3 separate regions of the Mus musculus genome follow, and all the other regions are linked to region 3. The links are chromatin loops, found by intact Hi-C in ENCODE. Cell type or tissue: heart. All regions are shown on one strand. Region 1 holds the start of Cbfa2t2 (CBFA2/RUNX1 translocation partner 2). Region 2 overlaps Gm39962 (a long non-coding RNA gene). Region 3 holds the start of Zfp341 (zinc finger protein 341).

Region 1 (5,000 bases), 180 kb before region 3:
GGGGGGGGCAATCAACAAGTAACCAACCACCACACCACATCACTATCATGAATAAATACATAAGTAAATAAATGTCAGTGGTGTTTCAACAAGGAACAAGGAGCTACTCCACAAGTCTGTAAGCCGCTCTCTCCCTGTCTTCTGGTGTTGATCATTCACTAGCAGGGGAAGTCACGTGGCCTAGACAGATGGCAGGCAGCATGCACTCTCTCTGCCTGCCCAGCTTTACTCTTGTTGTCACTAAAGACAAATACTGGGGGGACAAAAGGAAAAAGAAAAAAATTCAGCTTGGTATCATCATGTCTGGAGCCCCAGAATTTGGGATGCCAAGACATGCGACTTGTTAGGAGTTCCAGGACAGTCTGAGATATAGACTGAGAATCGTAAGGAAAAAAAAAATATTAATAAAATAAAGAACCAAACAAATAGCTCAGAGGTCCAAGCAATTTCTATTTCCTTAGGTCTATTTGAACCTGTAACCTTTGTTTGTTTACAGAGCCAGATATCAAATCTAGGGCATCAGTCCATGTTAGGGGGTTTCTTTTTTTCTTTTGGGAGACAGGACCTGACAGTAGCTCAGTCTGGCCCCATAGTAGCCATCTTTTTGTCTCACGATACACTTGATATATAGAATTCGTTGTCTTTTTAAATTATTTATTTTTATTTTATATGCATTAGTGTTTTGTCCACATGCACATCTGTGTGAGGGTGTCAAATCCCCTGGGACTGGAGTTACAGACAGTGTGAGCTGCCATGTGGGTGCTGAGAATTGAACCCTGGTCCTCTGGAAGAGCAGCCAGTGCCTGTAACCTCTGAGCCATCTCTCCAGCTTCTGTAACTGAATTCTACCCCCACCCCACTTCTTCTCCTTCTTTTTAAATATTTATTTATTTATTTTATATGAGTACACTGCCACTTTCTTCAATTACCCCAGAAGAGGGCATCAGAGCCTATTATAGATGGTTGTGAGTCACCATGTGGTTGCTGGAAATTAAACTGGACCTCTGGTAGAGCAGTTAGTGCTCTTAACCACTGAGCCATCTCTCCAGTCCCCCACAGGCACAGGGTTTCTCTGTGTAGCCCTGGATGTCTTGGAATATGCTCTGTAGACCAGGTTAGTCTTAAAGTCACTGAAAGCTACCTGCCTCTGCCTCCTGTGTGCTGGGATTAAAGATGTGTGCTGTTTTTTGTTTTTGTTTTTGTTTTCTTCTTTTTTCTTTTTTTTTTTTTTTCTGAGACAGGGTTTCTCTGTGTACCCCTGGCTGTCCTGGAACTCACTTTGTAGACCAGGCTGGCCTCGAACTCAGAAATCCACCTGCCTCTGCCTCCCAAGTGGAATTAAAGGTGTGTGCCACCACCGCCCTGCGTGTAGCTGAATTTTTGATCTCTTCCCAAGTGCCACTTTACGGGATTACAGGTGTGTGCCATTTCACCTGGCAATGCCACCGCGGCTCACCCAGTTTGGCCTCTAAATCATCATATAGGGCAACCTTGAACTGATGTCCTGCGTTTACCAACAATGCTGGAAGTACAGGTGTGACCCACCATGCCTGACCTTGTTGTATTGAGACAGTCTCACTATGTGGCCCTGGCTGGCTTTGGGTTGGCAGTTATTTTGCTAGTTTCCCTAGGGTGGGATTACAGGTCTGTGCCACTATGCCAGGCTGGCTTCATTTTAGTTATAGTTCCTGATTTTGAATCTTTGAGAGACAGAATGGCAGAGAACTCATGCTAGGATCAGAGTACTTTCTTGGGTTGCTCGGAGGATTTATGTTTTGAGTTTGCTAACAGAAATAGGTGGACAACCCAGTGGGAGAGACTCTAGCGAATGTGTAGAAAAGGGGAGAAACTGTATTTGGTACTGAGATGGTTAATTGCAGAGTGTATAAAAGCAGCTGTTGAAGACAGGCTAGTGACTCTTGCTTACAATCCCAGCACTTGGGAGGCCACGGGAGGAGGATGTGTGAGAGTTCCAGGCTTTTGTGGCTACACTGTGTGTTCCAGCCCAGCTAGACATACAAAATAGGCCCTTTTCAGAAACAACTTTTTGTGAGGCCTGCTGGTGTTATAGACACAGCTTTGGGAGATAGACTTAGAAGTATAGCTTAAGGTTCAAGGCTAACCTGGTGTAGGTCAGTGAGTTCAGAATAGCCAAATGTACATTATGACATTGTTTCAACAAACCAAAATAAACCTGCACTTAACCAGGCCTGGTAGTTCAGGCCTTTAGTCCCAAGCACTTGGGAGGTAGAGTTAGGTAGATAGATTATCTGTGAGTTCCAGGACAGCTAGAGCTACAAGTGAGACTGTGTCAAAAAACCACCACCAACAACAAAAAAACCCCTGCACATACACGTGCCCCTCCTCACAAACACAGACAAACCCCACAAAGCCCCTTGATCTGATACAGAAATCAGTAATGACAGCTAGTTGTTTTAAACATTTAGATTCCTATAGCCGCAAAAGATGTAGAAATCTGCGAGATAGCTAATTTGGCAAAGATGCTTGCTGTCAAACAAACTTGATGCCCGAAATTTGACCTGCTGGATCCACAGGGTGAAAGGAGAGCCTGCTCCCGACTTGTTCTCTGACATTCACATACATGCGTTGGACTCCCTCAAACATATACACGCACACATATGCAATAAGTCAATGTAAAAACAAATAAGTAAAAGGAGGAAAGAACAATTTTAACACCCAATACAACCGTCAAAGCGTTACAAGGCCTGCACCTGAAACGTCCCTCCCCGAAGCCCCGCCCCGGGACTCCGCCCCCGTTCCTAGGTTGCCGCCCAGGCCACATCCGGAAGTCTGGAGCTCGGAGAAGGGCGGCTCCCTGCGGCCACGCATAGCGCGCGGGAGGCGGGTCGAAGTGCAGGCCGCTCCAGGATAGGACGCAGCCTGGCGCGGAAGGGGCGGGCCAGGTCAGGAGGCGGTGCTTCGCGTGAGCGCCCTCGGGCCCGTCTTCCGCGTGCGTTGGTCTGCGCGCGGGAGCGCGCGGCGGGGGCGTGCCGGGGCTGTCTGGGGGCGGGGCGGCGCGCGGCCTAACGGCGGCGGCGGCAGCGGCGGCGGCGGCGCTGGTGCGGGCGAGTTCGGCGGGTGCAGGTCCCGGCCTGCGCCTGCGGAGGGCTCAGGCAGAGGGTCGAAGCGAGCGGCGCTCGCGACAGACTGCGCTCCGCGATGGTGGGCGTCCCTGGAGCGGCCGCCTTCCAACGTAAGTGGGGCGGGAAGGCGGACGGCTGAGGGGTGTGTGTTGAGGGGCCTGCTGCTCCATAGGCGGGAGGCTTTGCAGAGGCCCCCCGGCGGGAGGCCTGGGCAGGGAAACTGAGGCCGGGATTGGGGCACTGGATCCAAGGTCATGCGGCTCCCCGGCCTTCCGGGGCCCTCGGGGCTATCCCGGCGCTTCCTGTGGGGCTCGCGGCTCCGGGTGCTGAGCAGGACTGTGTGGAGCGGCCTTGGAGCTCAGGCCTGGCGGGCGCCCTATGGACTGTCCGCGAGAGAAGTATTGTTTTGTTTTCGCGGCATCGGGGCTGAAAGTCCGGTCCCGGGAAACACGCCGGAATTGGAGCGACGAGTGGTAGATGTTGGAGGATGCCGGGCTGATATTCCGGAGGGCCCTGTTGAATGTAGGCTCTGGGGTCGGACTGCTTTGGGTTCATGTCCTGGCTCCCTCGCGAGTAGGCTGTGACCTTGGCGCTCCAAAAGTCTCAGTTGCTCGATCTGAAAAATGGGTTGTGAGGAACGTACTCTGAATGCTCTGTAGTAGGGTTTAGTGAATCCAGTAAAATCCCCTGAACACACAGTTGCACATCATACTCAAGTGTGAAAACTCACTATCGTAATCACAGTTTGTTATGTGTGTTCCTCGGAAAAGTCCGAAGTTGGCGTCTGGTTGTGTTTTGTTAGTTTGTTTAATATTGTCTTTGACTAGTCCTACTATGTGACTCAGTTGTGTTTTTATTCTTACCTCCATTTCGCTATCCCATTTACAGACGTTCTTCCTAGAATTGTAAGATCCTTGGAGGAGGGATGGCATCGTTTAATAAGAACAATAAAAATTTAATTGTCATTAAAATAGCAGTAATAGCCAACATTACTTGAGCACCAGGCAATTTGCATTCGATTCATTTAATATTTATTAAATCATCTAAATACAAATTATCACTCTAAGTCCAGAGACTATGGCAACAAACTTGACAGACTAGATTCTGAATTTGAGTTTAAGAGAGGGACTCGTGCTTTGTGGATATTTCTTTGTCTATGCCAGGTGACAGTCTAAAAACAGGTATTTGAGGCACGTTGGAGGCTGAGTTTGAGGTCAGCCTGATCTATACAGGCCAGCCAGGGTTACATTGTGGCACCCTGCCCCAAACAAAACAAAATAACAAAAACAACAACAAAACCCTAAAAATAAAACAAAAAAATGAATAAAAGCTAACATCAGGTGTTGCAGGATGTCCGTTGTGCAAGGATAAAATGAGGCCTCTTGAGAGCTTTTAGCCCCTCCCCTCTTTGCTCTTCAGTTCAGCAGTTATAGCGGAGGATTCATACAGCCTTTTTCTTGGGCTCTCATTCCAAATTGAATGGAAAAAGATACAAACTAGATTTTCCCACCAATGCCTTCTGTAGTTAAGTGTGCTGTTGCTGCTCTCAATGGTCTTCTGAAGGGAGACAAGTAACCCTTAGGTTTGATGGTATCATATATAAGAAAAGTGGAAGAGAGGCGCTCGCCTTTAATCCCAGCACTCTGGAGGCAGAGGCAGGCGGATTTCTGAGTTCCAGGCCAGCCTGGTTTACACAGTGAGCTCCAGGACAGCCAGGGCTATACAGAGAAACCCTGTCTCAAAAAACCAAAAAACAACAACAACAACGAAACAAACAGAAGAAAAGTGGAAGAAACTTTTACCCGAATTTAAATTCATTTACTTAAAGCAGTATTGGGGATTGCACTCAGGGCCTTGTGCTTTATGTACCATGCTGATCTGTATCCCCAGCCCTTT
Region 2 (5,000 bases), 200 kb before region 3:
AGAACCAAACACTTATTAAGTATCATCAGTGAATACTCTGGCACTCTTGCCTTCTACTGCAGATGATTAGACTGGCCGGAAGAGGTCAATACTCCATGACTCCCAAGGATCTGACTGGGCGTTGTAGCTCCGTATCCACCCCTCTGTGACAGTGAGGAGTCATATACAGCACATGTTAGCTGGGCGTGAGGCAGAGCAGGCAGATCTCTGTGAGTTCAAAACCAGTCTGGTCTACAGTCTAGTGAGTTTTAGGACAGCCAGGGCTGTTACAGAGAAAGTCTGTTTCAAACAAAGTAAAACATAACAAATTAAGTTGTAAAGGAGACATTTGGGAGACATTTGATCCCAGAACGGAATCAGTGGGAATAGAAGTGGAACAGAGAGAGGAGTGGAGAGAAGATATGATCAAAATACTTATATGCATATATGAAAATGTCAGGGCTGGAGAGATGGCTCAGTGGTTAAGAGCACCGACTGCTCTTCCGAAGGTCCTGAGTTCAAATCCCAGCAACCACATGGTGGCTCACAACCACCCATAATGAGATCTGACGCCCTCTCCTGGTGCATCTGAAGACAGCTACAGTGTACTCACATATAATAAAATAAAATAAATAAATCTTTTAATAAAAAAAAAAAAAAAAAAAAGAAAATGTCATAGTTTTAAATCTAGCATCATGCACAATTAATATATGCTATTATGAAAACCATTTAAGAGGGGCTGGAGAGGGCTGGTGAGATGGCTCAGCGGGTAAGAGCACTGACTGCTCTTCCAAAGGTCCTGAGTTCAAATCCCAGCAACCACATGGTGGCTTACAACCACCCATAATGAGATCTGACACCCTCTTCTGTGCGTCTGAAGACAACTACAGTGAACTTATAAATAATAATAAACAAATCTTAAAAAATAAAATAAAATTTCACTCCCAAAAAAAAAAAAAAAAAAAAGAGGGGCTGGAGAGATGGCTCAGTGGTTAGAGTATTGGCTGCTCTTCCTAGAGGTCATGAGTTTAATTTCCAGCAGCCATATGGTGGCTCACAACCATCTATAATGGGATCTGATGCCCTCTTCTGGTGTGTCTGAAGATAGTGACAGTGTACCCATATACTTAAATTATATAAATAAAAATAAAATTTAAAAATCTTAAAAAAAAAAAAAGAAGAAGAGAAAAGAAAACCATTTCAGACAACTGTGATGGCATAGGCCTTTAATCCCAATACTCGGGGGGCAGAGGAGGGCCAGACTGGTCTACATAGCGAGTTCCAGGCCACCAGAGCTAAGTAGTGAGACCCAGTCTCAGAAATAGCTGAGAGAAATCTGGAGGGATGGTTGAGCAGTCAAGACTGCTTGCTTCTCTTGCAGAGGACCAAGGTTGGGTTCCTAGCACCTACATGGCAGCTCATAACCATCTGTAACTACAATTCCCAGAGACAAATGCCCTCTTTTGACCTCCATGGGCACCAGGCAAGTACTTAGAGTACATGCATGCAGTCAGCCACCATGCCTGGCTAATAACACATTTCCATAATCTTAGCATTTGGGAGGAGAAAGTAAGAGAATCAGGAATTCAAGTCCAGCATTGGCAACAAGGCCAGCCTGGGCTGGGCTACATGATACCCAGCCTCAAAAAAAAAAAAAAAAAAAAAAAAAAGCCAGGCATGGTGGGATGTCTTTAATGCCAGCACTTGGGAGGCAGAGGCAGGAAGATGACCACAGGTTTTGAAACTAACAAAGGTTTCGCCTTGAGATCCTGTATCAAAAGAAAAAGAAAATAGATAAACCAATTAATTATGTACGTTAATATAGGATATAATTACATAAGTTTAATTAATCAAAGGGAGCTCAAAATCACCTCAGCATCGTTATAGAAAGCATACCAGAATGAATTTACAACACGCTGAGCCGTGGTGGCGCACACCTGTAATCCCAGCACTTGGGAGCAGAGGCAGGCAGATTTCTGAGTTCGAGGCCAGCCTGGTCTACAGAGTGAGTTCCAGGGCACCCAGGGCTACACAGAGAAACCCTGTCTTGAAAAAAAAATTATAACATGTAATCTGTTTTAACATAATGGACTGTGTAATGCTTTTACCTGTGTTTACAGATTCTGTCAAGGACATACATGTTTACATAATGAAGCAGAGGAGGTCTGCCAAGGCAAAGAATCTACCTTTTATGATAGAGTCAATAGAAGCCAGAAAGGTGTTCATCATTCAGGTTCCTGGTCTAAGCAATACTTCAACAAGCCTTATCCCTGCAGCCCAGAAGCAGGCACTGGAAAAAGGCCCTGTTTAGGGCTCCAGACAGACTAATGCTTAATTCAGGATGCAAAGATTCTGCCTTCAAGGTCCACATCCCAAAACACCAGCTGGGCAGGACAGCCTGAGTTCCTGGGGAATCAGTGCCATCCTTATCCTTTTTCTTTCAAATTAAAACTTTTGTCTTGGAGTGGAGGGAATACCAGCAGGGGGCAGCAGACAGTCGGGGAGTGCCTAGTGCAGGGTCCTGGCCTGGTTTAGAACAATTCCCTTTGAAAACAAGGGAATAAGTAACAAAAGTAGAAAAGGAGTGGGCTTCTCCTTTCTTCTTTTTCTCCTTCCTCTCTTCCATGTCTCCCTCACCCTGTTCTCCCGCTTTATCTTTCGTTTCTTTCACAAAGGATCTACCAGCATAGCCTCAAACTGAAAAATCTTCCCTCCTTAGCTGTCCAAGTTCAGGAATCACAAGCCAAGACATCTCCCTTGTTGTGTTTTGTTTTGTTTTGTTTTGTTTTTGCTTTGCTTTTGTTTTTGTTTTTTGGGTTTTTTTGTTTGTTTTAGATTTATTTTATTTATATGCGTACACTGTAGCTGTCTTCAGATACACCAGAAGAGGGTATTGGATCCCATTAGAGATGGCTCTAAGCCGGCATGTGGTTGCTGGGAATTGAACTCAAGACCTCTGGAAGAGCAACCAGTGCTCTTAACAGCTGAGCCATTTCTCTAGCCCTCTCCCTCTTTTTTTTTTTGTTTGTTTGTTTGTTTGTTTGTTTGTTTTTTGGAGACAGAGTTTCTTCTTATAACTCTGGCTGTTCTGGAACTCCCTCCAGGCAGACTTTGAGATCCATTTGTTCAAAAACAGTTTGAGTATTAGATTCCATTATAGATGGTTGTGAATCACCTTGTAGTTGCTTAGATTTGAACTCAGGATCTTCAGGATCTATTGAAAGAGCAGTCAGTGTTCTTAACCACTGAGCCATCTTTCCAGCCCTTGAGATCCCCCTATAAGGGCAGGGTCAGGGGTGATAGCACCTGGACCCAAGAGTGAGGAACTTGGGGCCCAAGGTAGCCCGTGGGGTAGATAAGAGCAAGATTGTATCCTGTGGAAGGGCGGTCAGAACAGGTGTTTAGGAGGTTGGCGAAGCAGGGTTTCAAGTTCAGCACAAGTTGGAAAGTGTGGTTTGTGGACGCACTAAGCTTGGGAAACAGAAAGGTATCCTTGTAAGGTATGGAGACCTAACAATGGCTCCTGGTGTGGTTTCAAGGTAGGTCCGTCGGTGCAGTGCTCCTTTAGCATGCGTGGAGCCCTGAGGTCAACCCCCAGAACATACAAAAATAAATAGTAAACTAAGTGCGGTGGTAAGAGGATCTGGGCCAATCTCAGCTACAAAGCCTGTTAAAGGTGAACACGGGCTACATGAAACCCTGCTTTTAAAAAACAGAAACAAAACAAGGGGCTGTGACAGAGCTTAGTTAATGGAGTACTTGCTTAGCATGTAGGAACACCTGGGTTTAATGCTCCCACGTAAACTAGGTGAAGCAGCACAGGCCTGTAGTCCCAGCAGTTGGGTAGTGCAGCAGGACCCGAAGTTCAAGGTCATTCTCAGCTACACAGTAAGTAGGAAGCCAGCCCTAGATACACCAGACCCTACCTCGACAAAGTATATAATAATAGTAATATCTCATTCAAATTTCTGCTACTGGCTTGAGGACCGCTTTATTGAGATTAATACTGTTATTACTATGTTTGAAGAACTAGTCATTTTATTCAGCAAGAAATTTTTTTCTTTCTTTTTGGTTTTTGGAGACAGTGTAGTCCTGGTTCAGCAAGAATTTATTTATTTGTTTTTTTGTTTGTTTGTTTTTTTTCATGTGAGTACACTGTTGCTGTCTTCAGATACACCGGATGAGGGTATCAGATCCCATTACAGATGGTTGTGAGCCACCACGTGGTTGCTGGGATTTGAACTCAGGACCTCTGGAAGAGCAGCCAGTGCTCTTAACCGCTGAGCCACCTTTCCAGCCCTCAGTAAGAATTTTAAACATCTTTTAAAAATACAACTTATTTTTCTTTTCTGTGCATTAGTATTTTGCCTGCATGTATATCCATGTGAAGGTAGGTGTCAGGTTCTCTGGAACTGGCGTTACAGATAGCTGTGAGCTGCCATGTGGTTGCTGGGAATTGAACCTGGGTCCTCTGGAAGAGCAGCAAGTGCTCGGAAGCACTGAGCCGTCTCTCCAGCCCCACTTTATGCCAGCATGCAGGAGCCAGAGGCAGGTGGATCTCTAGGAATCTGAGGCCAGCTTAGTCTATATCGCCAATTCTAGGCCAGCCAAAGCTCGATAGGGAGGCCGTGTCTCAGAAATGGGGGAAGAGGGGGCTGGTGAGATGGCTTAGTGGGTAGAGATGGCTTAGAGCACTGACTGCTCCTCTTCATTTTGAAGGTCCTGAGTTCAGGTTCTGGCAACCACATGGTGGCTCACAACCATTCCTAGTGAGATCTGATGCCCTCTTCTGGTGTGTCTAAAGATGGCTACACTGTACTTACATGTAATAAAACAATCAATCTTAAAAAAAAAAGAAAGAAAGAAAGAAATGGGGGAAGAGGGGAATGAGGGGAGCAAAGGGCCAACTCTTTGGCTCCAGAATTTTCCTTTCTGCTTTTCACCACCCAAAGTCAGGGATTTCCTAAAAGCCTGCCCCTAGTTACACACACAGCTCCCCCTTTCTGTGGTTCTCCTCACAT
Region 3 (5,000 bases):
CTACCACCACTAAAACAAAAACACTCTTCACAGACTTCACAGGCCAGGCAGTCCTTTTCCTGTAACTTCTGCAGACCCAGAGCTCACTCCAAATGCTAAAGCCCTTTTTCTACCTTCTTTCCAGGAATAAAACCAGAATTTCTTCTTTTCTATTTTTAACATCACCATTGACCCATTGGCCTCAGATTTTGATTTCTTCCCTAAAATTTCATCTGGCATTGCTTTTATCATTATTATTATCGTTATAATGTATCTGGTCATTTAATTCAACTTTTAATCATTGGGTCTGGAGAACAGTGCAGTGGTTAAGAGCACTTGTTCATGCAGAAGACCCAGGATCCATTCCAAGCGCCCATATGGTGGCTCACAACCCTCCATCACTCCAGTTCCAGGGGATCCAACATCTTCTAGCCTCCAGGGCACTGCATGCATGTAGCACACAGCTATATATGCACATAAAACATCCACACACAAAATAATAGAAGTGAAGATATAATTTTTAAAAATTTACTTGTTTGGGGCTGGTGAGATGGTGTGTGAAGTCAGCTACAGTGTACTTATGTATAATAATAAATAAATCTTTGGGCCAAGAGCAAGCAGAGGTCCAAAAAATTCAATTCCCACAACCACATGAAAGCTCACAACCATCAGTACAGCTATATACAGTGAACTCCCATACATAAAATAAATAAATAAATCTTTTTTAAAAATTACTTGTTTGTTGAGCACCTACGATATGCCAGGTATTGTTCTAGGTTCTAGAAACATAGCCAAGACCAAAAAAAAAAAAAAATTGTCTTCAGTCATAATCTATCAGAAAACATAGGCCATAGACCAGGAAGTAAATGAGGGGTGGAGAAGAGGAGCCATGGCTTCAGATAATTTTTATTCTGGTACAAGGAGAAGCTATGTTAGTCAGGGTAGTTGGTCAGGAAAGGCCTCTTTGAGGAGGTAGATGACCCAAGAAGCAGTGGTGTCAGCTGTTAGGAAGGGTAATGGAAGCTGGAGAGAATAGTAAGTACAAAAACTGAGGTCAAAATTAAAGGTCAAGGGTTGAGGTGGAGCTAAAGTAGATCACCAGCTTAGCATTCATTCACCAGGCTCTGTATGCAGCCCTGCCCTCTTCGAGCCCCACACACTCAGGGCAGCTGACACTATTAAGTGAGACTATTAAGTGAGCCAGCATTACAGAACTTTGTGCAACAGAGGACAGTTAAGTCAGAAACTCACAACTAGTTAAAGTGTCAGTAGAGTGTTTAGCCACAGTAGGACTTCTATCTCATCTTTTCCTCTTTCCAAGACTCAGGCATCATGGTGAATGTCGGGGTGGAAAGATATAAGAGCCAGAGTTTGGGGAGGCCTGGGGTGAAATCGTGTCTTGGAAATGGCAGGGCTACAGCACTTGCAAACTCAGACCAGCTGTAGCTTTCTCCACCTGCACAGGATCAAGCCAGTCATCATTCCAGAATGCATGGATGAGGACCTCACAAATCCCCAGAGGTCTGTCTTGGGAGAGAAAGTCCTCTAAGTGTATATGTAGTCCCTGATAAACCATGTTCCAGTGGATGACCCCACACTGACACACTGATCAATATAATGTACCAGCAGTTCAAATTGGACTTCATGGATTATAAACAAAACTTAGAGACGGCTCAGCTGGTAAAAGCACTTGCTGCTGGACTGAGTTCAGTGCCAGGGTCTCACATGATGGAGGGAAGAGAATCGATTCCGGAACGTTGTCCTCTGATCTTCACACATGTGTTTTGTTGTGTGTCTGTGTGTAGATATATGCCATGTGTGTCCATATACACAAAACAAAATTAATAATAAATGTAAAAACGACGACATGAAGTTGGGAGTGGATCCCCTCCCTATGAGTTTGAGCTAGGAATGGCTGAAATGGTAATAGGGTCGTCAAAGAAATGGGGTCTCAGAGAATCACAGTCGAGAGGTGTGTGAATGGGAATGGAGGTCCCTCCAAAGCTGGAAATTGGGGTTAAGAAGAGCACTGAGGGAATCTAACATAAACTGAGGAATTAAGACCAGAGATAGGAGTCCTTCGAGAAGGCTGCTTTCCAATCAGCGTGGCACAGTTGCAAGGTGTGGGGTGTCCATGTAACAGACAATCTCGGTGAGGTGGGTTGGTGTTGCAACCTTGAAGAAGACTGTGTGCAGCGATCATGGGGTGCGTGTTGAAGAACTGGGGTCGGTGTCCGCGTTGGGAGGCGATGTGCGAGCGCCGGACGTATGTCTGTGTAGAATTGGAACTACTAGGGGACTGGGTCTCCGGCCGGACAGCGGGGCAAGCTGTTTCCGGGGCAGGGGCTTCGGCGTCGGCTCCTGGGCGCCCCCTGGCGGCCCCGACCCCGCCGCGGTTCTCACAATGCTTGCGTAGCCCCGCTCCGACTCCCCGGGCGGCGGCAGCTCCAAGATGGCGCAGGCGATCTTCGAGGCCCTGGAGGGTGAGCGCGTCGGGCCGGGGCAGCGGCTGTTCCGCGTGGCGCCCCCTCCCGCCGCGCCCTCGCAGCGCCGGGCCCAGGGCGCGTGGAGGCCGCGGGGCGGAGGGCGGAGGGCGTCCGGGCCGGAACAGCCGCGGGGCGGGAGGGGGCGGGAACAGCCTGGGAGCGCCGGCTCTGCGGGGAGGGGGCCTCGGGACCGGAACAGCGCGGCAGTCGAGGCCGCCGGCGCGGGAGGGTGCACGCCCAGGAAACAGCCGGGGGCCTGGGCCTGGAGAGACGGCGGTGCGGGAGGGCTGGGCGGCTCAGCTGCCCAGTCGGGCGCCCGAACCACTCAGAACGTCCCGAGACCCACGGTGGCCTCCGGGCTGGGATGTAGTCCTACTAAGTCCAGAGCAGAGAAGGAGGCGCCGCCTGTGTGCACAGCGGAGTCTGGGAGAGACCACCGGCCCAAACCAGTAAACACAGGGCACCCACCGTGCTCCGATCTGAGCCCTGCACGCGTGTGCCTGCTTGGGCTACTCTGGTCTCCGATCGAATCGGATTCGATTCTGTGATCTGCAAGATCGCCGTGGTGCATGGGCCCCAGGCTCTGGAGAAAGGGAGCTCTGAGCGCCACCATGTGCACCTGCTGGAGTTTAACAACAAAGGATGGCTCTAGAGACAGGAGAGGAGTTGGACACAGTAGTAGCCTTGTGGGTGGAGGGTGGAGTGAACAGCCCGAGTGGAAATCTGTGGGCCGGGCCGGCAGAAGGAAACCAAGGCTTGTAGTTCACTAGCTTCTTGGAGGATGAGCTCTCACCTGAGTCTTACCTTTGAAAGAAATCCAGTGATTCTTACTAAGCCAGATTCACTTGTCCTCATCCTCCTTCATTACTACCCCACCTCACCCCGCCGTCAGAATTGTGGGAAAGAATAGTAAAAGAAGGCAATCTCAGGCAGGGTTTGCCGTGCATGCTCATAATCCCAGCGGTTGGAAGACAGGCAGGAAGATCGTTAGCCTCGGCCACATAAGGATTTTGAGGCCAGCTTTGGCACCATGAGACTTTCAAAAACCAATTAGGAATATATGTGTACATACATATACTCAATAACAACTTTTTTTAAAAGGCCATGACTTTGAAGGAGAGTGGAGAGGTTATATGGGAGGTTTGGAGGGAGAAAAGTGAAGGGCGGAATGTCCTAATCAAATTATAATCTCAAAAGTATTAAAAATATCATTGTACAGAAAATAAAAGGGGGGAAAAACCACAAAACAACGGGAACTCAAAAAAGAAGACTGCAAAGGTGACCCCAGCTGGTGTGTTCTGTGAAGAAAATAGCAGGGGTGGTGTGGATCTGGGTGGTCAGTCAGGGTCGTGGGTGTTCGTTCCCTTTTGGAGGACAGTGGGGTATTGCGTGTGGTCAGGTCGTGGGTGTTCATTCCCTTTGGAGGACAGTGGGGTATTGCATTGTTTAAACGTTTCGTACAAGCATATGCTTGTGTATTAGCTAAAGAAAAAATTAAATAGGATTCGAGAAGTGTAGTTTCACTGGCCTTGAAAGGTCCCCAGGACCAAAATAAATAAAATTTCTACGAGAAGAACAGCAGGTGTGTGGCGATCCAAATAAAAGGGCATCGGAAGGACCAGGTGGTGGAAGCCAGGGAGAACAAGATTTCCCATAATTCCCGGTGCAGTGTAGCGGAGCGGCTTGAGAAAAGCCCTCCTCAGATCTGATGAGGCTTCTGAACTTTATCTTGGGATCAGTGTGGTGCTAAAAAAAGGTTTTCATCAGGGGAGCCACATCATCTGATGTATGTTTTATAAAGTTCACCCCGGCTTCTGGGGAATGCGGGGGGGGGGGGGGTATGGTGAAGGGCAGCAGGGAGTGTAAGGAGCTCGGCCAAGCGGCTGGAGAGGGTGGATCCCAGATATATTTGGGAAGCAGAATAGGTTAGATTTGCCAAAAGTCTAGAAATGTCAGGAAGGAAGCAGTGGGGTGAGGGAAGATTCCGGGAGCGCACCAGGGGCCTTGATGGGAAGGAAGGAAGGAAGGGCAGTGTGCCCGGCTTGTACTGATGGACTTCACCAGAAGGGAAAGGAGCGGAGGGTGGAACGTTTAATTAAGGGCTTTATGTTTTCGACCTTTTTTTATATGTATGGTCTGTATGTGTGCATACTTAGGTCACAGCATGCATGTGGAGGTCAGAGAACAACTTGCAGGAGTCAGTAGGTCCTAGAAGCCAAACTCAACTTGCCAAGTGCCTTCACCCACTGTGTGAACCCATCTCACAGGCCCAATATTTTATCTTGAAAAAAAATTTTTTTTTGTTTTTCCTCCTGAAGTTCTAATAGACAGAGTGATTCCAAGAACCCGACTTCTCCCGGTGATAACAGCTTGTGTTCTTCATGCTATGGAGCCTCACTGCCCACAGTTCAGGAAGCCTGCGTCACTTCCAGCCACATCCTCCCTTCTCTCACCCTCCTTTCTCCTGACTTTATCTGTTCCTCACCTGTGAAATAGACTATTATCAAAGTGAGCCACAAGAGCCTTGACACACGT

Evidence for each region. Hi-C counts contacts between places; a loop is a spot of excess contacts. Peaks named below come from ENCODE experiments on the same cell type or tissue, not always from the same donor. Only the 100,000 strongest peaks of a DNase experiment are listed, where the experiment ranks them.
Region 1: a loop joins it to region 3, with 2.5 times the contacts of the local background. A loop is called at or near these places in 4 of 42 quality-filtered maps.
Region 2: a loop joins it to region 3, with 4 times the contacts of the local background. A loop is called at or near these places in 20 of 42 quality-filtered maps.

What each region holds. Positions count from the first base shown.
Region 1 is chr2:154,433,423-154,438,422 of GRCm38, forward strand. Cbfa2t2 (CBFA2/RUNX1 translocation partner 2) reads left to right here and starts at 3,062. Exons shown (of 11, transcript NM_172860.2): 1 at 3,062-3,214. The coding sequence starts at 3,181. In heart, CTCF peaks have their summits at 2,838 and 3,132; a DNase peak (open chromatin) is centred at 2,889; H3K4me3 peaks cover 2,484 bases; H3K27ac peaks cover 2,101 bases.
Region 2 is chr2:154,414,844-154,419,843 of GRCm38, forward strand. It overlaps Gm39962 (a long non-coding RNA gene), which reads right to left. Exons shown (of 3, transcript XR_866871.2): 3 at 1,656-1,748. Among named protein-coding and RNA genes, the nearest start is that of Gm39962, 4.0 kb to the right of the region's middle. RefSeq lists a cis regulatory region at 4,561-5,000. In heart, a CTCF peak has its summit at 2,465 (motif pointing right); no DNase peak of the experiment used is centred here.
Region 3 is chr2:154,610,941-154,615,940 of GRCm38, forward strand. It overlaps Zfp341 (zinc finger protein 341), which reads left to right and starts at 2,428. Exons shown (of 15, transcript NM_199304.1): 1 at 2,428-2,462. The coding sequence starts at 2,432. In heart, CTCF peaks have their summits at 2,363 (motif pointing left) and 3,074; DNase peaks (open chromatin) are centred at 2,491 and 4,491; H3K4me3 peaks cover 2,335 bases; H3K27ac peaks cover 2,916 bases.